Linked DNA regions of Homo sapiens: regions 1 and 2 are each linked to region 3. A link is a contact called in ENCODE Hi-C or POLR2A ChIA-PET data. All regions are on one chromosome and are shown on one strand. Each heading gives the region's core, a stretch centred on a gene start or an enhancer-like site at or near the end of the contact. The rest is flanking DNA. Distances are from core to core; before and after follow the strand shown. Region 1 has its middle 43 kb from the start of UBE2E1. Region 2 overlaps UBE2E1 (ubiquitin conjugating enzyme E2 E1). Region 3 overlaps UBE2E2 (ubiquitin conjugating enzyme E2 E2).

What was found. A loop is a pair of places that touch in the nucleus more often than their neighbours do. ChIA-PET counts read pairs that join two places held with the same protein, here RNA polymerase II (POLR2A). Pooled maps may share reads with other maps.
Region 1: a loop to region 3 is called in a pooled map, with 8 times the contacts of the local background. The contact joins two enhancer-like sites. A Hi-C loop is called at or near these places in 3 of 37 single-sample maps with no recorded cell type and 4 of 50 pooled maps. POLR2A ChIA-PET finds 5 or more read pairs at or near these places in 3 of 52 experiments (AG04450, HEK293 and OCI-LY7).
Region 2: a map with no recorded cell type shows a loop between it and region 3 (2.4-fold over the local background). The contact joins two enhancer-like sites. A Hi-C loop is called at or near these places in 3 of 37 single-sample maps with no recorded cell type.

The regions. Positions count from the first base shown.
Region 1 is chr3:23,761,875-23,764,574 of GRCh38, forward strand. No RefSeq gene overlaps it. Among named protein-coding and RNA genes, the nearest start is that of UBE2E1, 43 kb to the right of the region's middle. RefSeq lists a silencer at 1,392-1,441. Within about 2 kb of position 1,262, at least 11 of the 41 ENCODE cell types and tissues checked have a DNase peak (open chromatin) inside an H3K27ac peak, as active enhancers do; they include OCI-LY7, where a contact is called at or near this core.
Region 2 is chr3:23,864,616-23,867,315 of GRCh38, forward strand. The region is part of intron 3 of UBE2E1 (ubiquitin conjugating enzyme E2 E1); the gene reads left to right. Among named protein-coding and RNA genes, the nearest start is that of NKIRAS1, 51 kb to the right of the region's middle. RefSeq lists an enhancer at 337-1,096. Within about 2 kb of position 1,421, at least 8 of the 41 ENCODE cell types and tissues checked have a DNase peak (open chromatin) inside an H3K27ac peak, as active enhancers do.
Region 3 is chr3:23,219,922-23,222,621 of GRCh38, forward strand. All of the region lies in intron 3 of UBE2E2 (ubiquitin conjugating enzyme E2 E2), which reads left to right. Among named protein-coding and RNA genes, the nearest start is that of UBE2E2, 18 kb to the left of the region's middle. Within about 2 kb of position 1,315, at least 3 of the 41 ENCODE cell types and tissues checked have a DNase peak (open chromatin) inside an H3K27ac peak, as active enhancers do; they include OCI-LY7, where a contact is called at or near this core.

The DNA of each region.
Region 1 (2,700 bases), core at 12-2,511, 540 kb after region 3:
TTGAGTCAATATCCACCTTTAGTTCTGCTCACTCAACTATCTGTCCTAGGTGTGGGTTTTCTTCTGCCCAGAGGAAGGCAGGTCAAAGGTGCCATCTGCTCCCCAAGAAGTGGGGGCATAGGTCTGCATCAGCCTGGAGGGGGTGCCTGTTTCCAACTCACAAGGGTCCCACATAGGCTAGCTATGGCATCTTGCATCCATCCCTTCTTCTTTTGAAGCTGAAACACAATTTTCTTTCGTGGAGTCAGGCCCTACCCAATCTCAGTCCTGTGGTTTGATGGAGCAGACCCCACTCTCATCTTCAGGAATGGACCACTGACCCAAGCCTGTAGCCATTTTAAGGATGGGCACCTGACTTAGTGAGAATAACTACAGAATTATTGCTGGAACTGTTGATACCAAGCCAATCCTTTTCTTGGAGTTGCTAATCTCGGGAGAGGTGGAGGGAGCAGAAAAGAAGATAGCATTGCAAGAAGCCTCGGAATCAGTTGAGTCTGACCAGATTCGTCTTCTTATGGTTAGTTATACGAACCAATTCTCTGTTTTACTCAGGCTGGGTTAGGTTGACTCTCCCTGGCAACCAAGAGAATTCTCACCAATACAATGAGAAAGCGGAAGTTTCACCTTAAATGAAAGCTCCTCTAGCATCCTCTAGCAGATTTGTCAAGAGATCGTTCCAAATCTGAACCCATCCTAAAAAGGCATCCCTGTCCCCCCGGGCTTGTTGGAAAGACAGGATTGTGAAGGGCCTGTCCCACAGGCATGTAAATTACGTTGAGGTTTATTTGCCTACACTTGCAATATCTATTCTTTCACTTCTGGTGGTTCTAGAAGATGCTGGAGCACTTATCCCTCAGGTCACTAACAACACTGTCAAGAAAAGACCCACATTTTAAATTCCATTTAGTCCATTTCTGCAGAGCTGGGTAACCAAATGAGACAGCCATGGAAAATATATGACTTCCATTATTATGACGTGGAAAACAGAGCTGTCTAATTGCTTTTGTCCACTGGTGTATAAAGATTGAGACCAGATGTGTTTAAAAAAAAAAAAAGGAAAAGAAAGAAAGAAAAAAAAGGGCTTGAGTTGGCCGTTGCTTTGAACAAAGCAGTCTGATTTCCTCTCTTTCTCTCTCTCTCTCTCTCTGGGAAAGACGACATGAAAGTGTTTTAACTGCTTGTAATTTTTCATAGCCTCGTTGATTTTGCTTTTCACAGAAGATGAAATTGTGAAATTGGCCTTGAAAACTTTATTTTCGCTTTCCTCAATTCAAAGGGACAATTGTGGAAGGAAAGAACTGAGCTGCTTGCCAGACCCAGCGCACTCCTTTTTCTCTGGACAGCTGCTGCTTTGCAGAGGGTCGTGGGAGGAGGTGAGTCCTAACGCAGATCAGACCCTCCTTCCCTCAGCCAGCCGCTGGGGAGTAGAGTCTTCGCATGTAAATCCACAGGAATGGATGAGATGATGATCGGCTTTAAATAGAACCACCCAGGGCCCAGCTTCTGTGTTTCATTTTCCAGAAGAGCCCCTAAATCTGCTTCAACATTTTTTTAACCTCTCCAGTTATTTTTAGCACACGCAGCCAACAGAGCTCAGCAGGCCCGTGGAGGCGCTAACATGTCCCCCAGTTCATCTCCTTCTGCAAAGGTGCATTTGAAGCATGAAAAATAAAAAATAAAAAATACGTGCGGACCCAAAGAGGTGATGATTTAGAAGCCAGGTTACATGGCCCTGCTGCTCTGTATCAAGCGAGTGCTGCCCACTGGAAATACAATTCTTTTAAAGATTATATCATTATTTTCAAAATTAATTTTTGAGGCCGGGCGCGGTGGCTCACGCCTGTAATCCCAGCACTTTGGGGGACCGAGGCGGGCGGATCACGAGGTCAGGAGATGGAGACCATCCTGGCTAACACGGTGAAACCCCGTCTCTACTAAAAACACAAAAATTAGCCGGGCATGGTGGCAGGCGCCTGTAGTCCCAGCTACTGGGGAGGCTGAGGCAGGAGATTGGCATGAACCCGGGAGGCGGAGCTTGCAGTGAGCCGAGATCGCGCACTGCACTCCAGCCTGGGCGACAGAGCGAGACTCCATCAAAATAATAATAATAATAATAATAATTATTATTATTATTATTATTATTATTGTCTGAAGACTAATAAGAGTATGCATGGTAGATTGGGAAAAGAGGAGGCTCCCACAGCAGCAATTTCCTGAGGGTCGCAGTAACCATGGATCACGGTGTTGAGCCAAACCTGGGAAATGGGAAGGAACGGAAGCAGGATTCCTCCAGAAAACCTCATAGGGCTTCTGCAGCCCCGCTCCCAGTGGCCAGCAGAGTCACTTTCTCATTTACTGGAGAAGTTGGTAATTTACTGCTCCCTATGCAGGGGTTTCCCTCCCATTCCAGGGTCTGAAGCTATGTAGTTGCATCTCAGAATATTTACAGGGATCTCATAGTTCCACAGGGGTCTTTGCTATTCTCTGCTAGAGCCCCCCATAGTTCATCTCTAATTGGGGCAAAATAAATACTTTTAATTAATTTCCCTCACATTTTTATAGGCAACAAATCCTCAGTGATACCATAGAGAAGAAAAGATTGTGCAAAAGAATGTAAGATGCTAAATGCTTCTGCTGGAATGGGTAAGTTTCCCCAGCACTTACTCCACACATCCATTTCCCTGTACTTATGTGTATTAT
Region 2 (2,700 bases), core at 171-2,670, 640 kb after region 3:
TAAGTGCAATGTATTCTGTCTCTCTGGATATTAATAAGTTTATTTTGAAATTCTCCCTATAATTTCTGTTTTCTGTAGTTGGCTATCTTCTAGTTTGTTTTGATTTTTGATTTTTATGTTAGAAAAGAACCATGTTCCTCAGTTATCTGTTCCTTAGTTAGAAAGGTCTTTCCTCTGAGTCGCTCATATTCCCCAGAAGAGACTGCCTGGAGGGCGAAGGCCGGCCTGTGTTCTGGGAGCTGAGTGGAGAAAGAAAACTGGGGTCTTACTGTCCTGCATGCATAAGCTCTTTTTCAGTACAGCACCTCTGCCCTCATCCATGTTAATGACCACTGGTGCAGAGACCCTCTGTTTCAACTTCTTCTGAAAATAAATTTCAGACTGTCAGGATTTCTCTTTCTGTGTAACAAATTACTGCAAATTTAGCAGCCCAAAACAATACACACATTTAGTATCTCACAGTTACTGTGGGTCAGGAATCCAGGCATAGCTTAGCTGAGCCCTCTGCTCAGGGTCTCTCTTGGCTGTAGTCAAGGAGTCAGCTGGCCTGTGTCCTCATCTGTAGCTCTTACAAGGTCACATAGTTGTTGACAGAATTCAGTTCCTTGCAGCTATGGGACTGAGGCCCAGGCAACTCCTAGAGGCCGCTCATAGTTCTCTAGCCCTTTTCTTAGGTAGTTTATGTCATAGGAGCTTGCTTCTTCAAGGCTAGCAGGAGACTCTTCAGTCAGTTAAGACTTAGTCCTTTTTTTGAGATGGAGTTTCACTCTGTCACTCACCTAGGCCGGAGTGCAGTGGTGCAATCTCGGCTCACTGCAGCCTCAACTTCCTAGGGCTCAGGTGATCCTCCCGCCTTAGCCTCCCGAGTAACTGCGATGACAGGTGCATGCCACCATGCCCGGCTGTGTTTTGTATTTTTTTAGAGATGAGGTCTCACAATGTTGCCCATGCTGGTCCCTAACTCCTGGGCTCAAGCAGTCTGCCTGCCTCGGACTTCCAAAGTGCTGGCTCACACCTGTGAGCACTTGGCTGGAATAGGACATGTTTGTAAGTCAGCACCCTTCTCTGTTTGGGGATAATGCTTTGGACTTCTTGGTATTAAATGACTGTTTGAATCATTTTAGAAACCAACTGATACCAACATGAAGTAGCATATGACTCTGCCGTCTGTTAACTTACAAGCCAGTTTCGTGCCTGACCAGTGGCCACCAGTATTTGCTTACCAGTCATTCTAGGCTTGTTACGTTTAGGTAGCTGTGAAATGTCCCACATCAGCCCTCCATCTGTGGGCCTCTTTAGCTGCTGCTGCTGCTGCAGCATCTAGCCTTTTGAAAGCTATTGTCTACTGCTCAGCTAGAAGGGTGTGTGTAGACAGCAGGACCAAGGATTCGCCTGGGTGAAAGAGTTGGCAATGAGAAAGCAACCAGACCCTCCCCTCCAAGCCCAGCCCTGTATTTGACATGCAGGGCATAACCTCACTCATTCAGTCTCTCAGCCCTATGCAAATATAAACAGCCTTCCTCTTGTCTCTCCAGGCCAGCCGGGGCCAAGAAAGAAGCCAGTGATTCCCCCAAGTGCAGTAAATAGCTCTCCTCACCTCCTGACCCTGTTATTTCCTGGTAGTTCTGAGTTGTGGATCCTGCAGTGGAGAGGGAGGGAACAAAGAAGTTGCAGAGGCCTCAGCTTCACAGAGCATTGAGCAGTGGGTGATATTGTATCCTCAGGCAGGGGTTGACCTCACATTTCAGTGCAGGTCATTCTAATGACTGCTGGACCTCCCAGTGCCACTGTGAACTAGAATGGAATAGAGTGAAGTGGATCTGAATTCCTGGACTGTGGGACCAACCTAACTTCTGAGCTGGAGAAAGTAGGTCTCATGTTCTATACCTGCTTTTTTTTAGCTCTAGGGGGAAAAAAGAATTGTGCATCTTTCTTGTTCTCTTTGCAGCTTAGGGGCATAACGTTTGGACTGTAATTGAACTGATGCTTGTTTCCCCAAAATGTCTTTGGTTTTCATTAAGGTGGGGGATTCTCTGCATTTTTGGAGTTGTCACATTATTATCGAAATTCCTCTCCACACTAAGTACTGTGTGTGGTATGCTTTTATTTTCACCTAATTGATTTCTGCAAATAAAGTGATTTAATTTTTGGTATTAAGAAATTTAAATAACACCTTTTGGCAGATCACAAGATTTTCTTGTTCTTATTTAATCCTGGCTTCCATCCAAATGTGAAAGAGAAATGAAATAATAAGGTAGGAAAGGCAGACCAGTAATTGTGATTAAACAACTTTTGTGTTGAGTCCAAAGACAGGTAACTTTATTTTAAGCTTCATGGGTGTAGTAAAAATATATCACCTTAAGAAAACCTGGATTGCCATTAGCCAGAACTGACTTCCAGGCTTTCTGACTTTGTACAAACAAATCACTTAATCCTGAATCCTTCTCCTCATCTTTTTTTTTTTTCTCTTTGTTTGTTTTTAAATGTATTTCTTTATTTTGTATTACTTTCTTCTTGTCTTTTTTATATTTTATGTATTTTATTTTCCTCATCTTTAAAATGGATAAATGTTACCTTTCCTGATTCAAAGATTCTAGGCAAAGATCAAAAGAAGTCAAAGTTTGTGAAGGAACTTTGAAAATTATATATTTCTCTGCAATTGTGTTAGGGTACTTTTCTGTCTTTGATTTATGTTGGTTC
Region 3 (2,700 bases), core at 65-2,564:
GAACCTTAACAGACAACCCAATACTGTGTGTTTGTCAGGTTAGATGGAACCTCTGAATTTTGGTGCATCTCTTAGGTGATATCTAGTTAAGCTTCTTTTGGAATCATATTGAAGGAACTGTATGTGTTTAAGCGTTGTGCAAATCTGTTATTTAAAGAAGTTGAGACTATCAAGTCACCCCGAATCACAGCATTCAGTGTAGATAAAGTTTTATGTAAGGCATTTTTAGAGGAAGTTATTCTAATATAGTATTGGTTAATTTTTTTTCAGGTTTTGAATAAACAAATATTATTTTAAAGAACACCTACAAATGATTTAATAGATTGAATTATTTCATGTAGGAGATATTTGCCTCTACATATTTCAGTTTTTTCTCACTTTATTGTTGTCTTTGAAGTAAAAATGCAGTAAGATAGTTTTATTTTTGAAGTTGGGTTAAATATGTCATCCTTTTTAAAAACATTACTCACAGTTTAATGGGTAAATATTTTAAAACAAAACTTTATAGCTAAGAAAAAATTTCTGCTCATAAAATCGTAGCGTCTGTAGGGCCATAGGCATAGAAAATTACACTTCATTTGAGTGAAATTTGGTATATGCTTAGAGTATTTCCTATAAGTAGTGGAATATATTTTTCTTGGCCTTAACTGTCATGTTGGCTAACATAACTGACCCATGACATTTGCAAGGGTTCTATCCTGAGGCCTTCACAGATCCACTGATCAATAAATGTTTTCATACTACTGCTGAGTTAGAGGTGCTGGGCAGTTGGTTAGAATTGCTCGTTACCTTGGTGCCTTGCACACCAGCTTAGATGGATAGAGTGGGTCAAATTGATGCTTTATCCTTACAGACCTCTAACAGGTAGATTCACTGCCCCTTATAAATGACTACAGGTTGTAACTTTCACAGTTCTTCACAAATTGTTAAAAGCAAGATCTTAGATCTGTGCATGTCAGTGTGTTCATTTATACTTCCTCGGTGCTAGTGGAGAACTGGCAGCTAGTGGGCCAGCAAATCTCCAGATAAAAATTAAAATTAAAATCGTCATCATCCAAAGGATAACTTGCTCCTCTGTATCACAGAGAAGCTAACTTGTTCAAATGCTATTATGATCTGCTACTGCTAAAGTTTGTATTAGGTTTACGAGCAGGGGAATGACAGAGAATCCTTATTACTTTTTGGAAGAAAAGACTAAGGTAAAATGATTTATTTGGATTTTGATTTTTGGTCTAGTAATTGAACAAGTAAAAGGAGGAAGTAAACCAAAAAAGAGGATGTAGTTATACTAGCAGTTTACACTTCTATTTCTATGTGTTTCAAGAATCTGCTCATGGAACACTGGCGCTGCTTTTTAATTTTGTCTTTTATTTGATAACAGCTTTATTGAGATATAAAGTGTAAAATTCACTTATACTTTTAGGTTTTTAGTATAGTCTCGGAGTTTTGTAATCATCACAGTCTGTTTTGCAATATTTTGATACCTCCCAAAAAATAATCCATGCCTTTTAGCAGTCACTCCTTCCCCATTTTCCCCCAGCTCTTTCACCACCAGCCCTCGGCAGCAATTAGTCTACTTTCTGTTTCTATAGATTTGCCTTATCTGGACATTTTGTATAAATGAAATCTTGTGTGCTTTTTGTGTCTGGCTTTTAAAATTTTTTTTACAAAGTGTAATATTTTCAAGGTTCATCCATGTTGCTGCATGCGTTAGTACTTCTTTTTTTTTTCTGAGACGGAGTTTCGCTCTTGTCGCCCAAACTAGAGTGCAATGGCGTGATCTTGGCTCCCTGCAAGCTCCACCTCCTGGATTCAAGCGATTCTCCTGGGTCAGCTTCCCGAGTAGCTGGAATTACAGGCGTGCGCCACCATGCCTGGCTAATTTTTGTATTTTTAGTAGAGACGGGGTTTCACCGTGTTGGCCAGGCTGGTCTTGAACTTGATTACCCAAGTATTTCTTTTTTAAAAATATTTTTAATTGAGGTAAAATATACATACATGATTTACCATCTTTACCATTTTTAGTGTAAAGTTCAGTGAATATACATTTATATATTTATATTCTTTTTTTCCTCTTGATCCCCCCACTCCCCTTCCTGGCCTCTGGTAACTACCAGTCTACTCTCTATTTTTGAGATCTACATTTTTAGCTCTCATGTAAGAGTGAGAACATGTGACATTTGTCATTCTCTGCTGGGCTTATTTCACTTAACCTTGCCTGTGGTTCCATCCATGTTGCTGCACATGACAGGATTTCATTCTTTTTTATGGTTGAATTAAATATTCCATTGTGTGTATATACCACATTTTCTTTATTCATTCATTTGTTAATGGGCACTCAGGTTGGTTCCATATTTTAGCTATTGTGAATGGTACTTGGGTAAACATGGAGGTGCAGATATCTCTTTGATACATTAATCTCCTTTCTTTTTGATATATACTGATATGCTTTGGCAATGTCCCCACCCAAATCTCATCTTGAATTGTAGCTCCCATAATTCCCACGTGTTGTGGGAGGGACTGGCGGGAGATAATTGAATCATGGGGGTGGTATCCCCCATACTGTTCTTGTGGTAATGAATAAGTCTCACGAGATCTGATGGTTTTATAAGGGGAAACCCCTTTTACTTGGCTCTCATTCTTCTCTTGTCTGCCACCATGTGATGCGTACCTTTCACCTTCACCATAATTGTGAGGCCT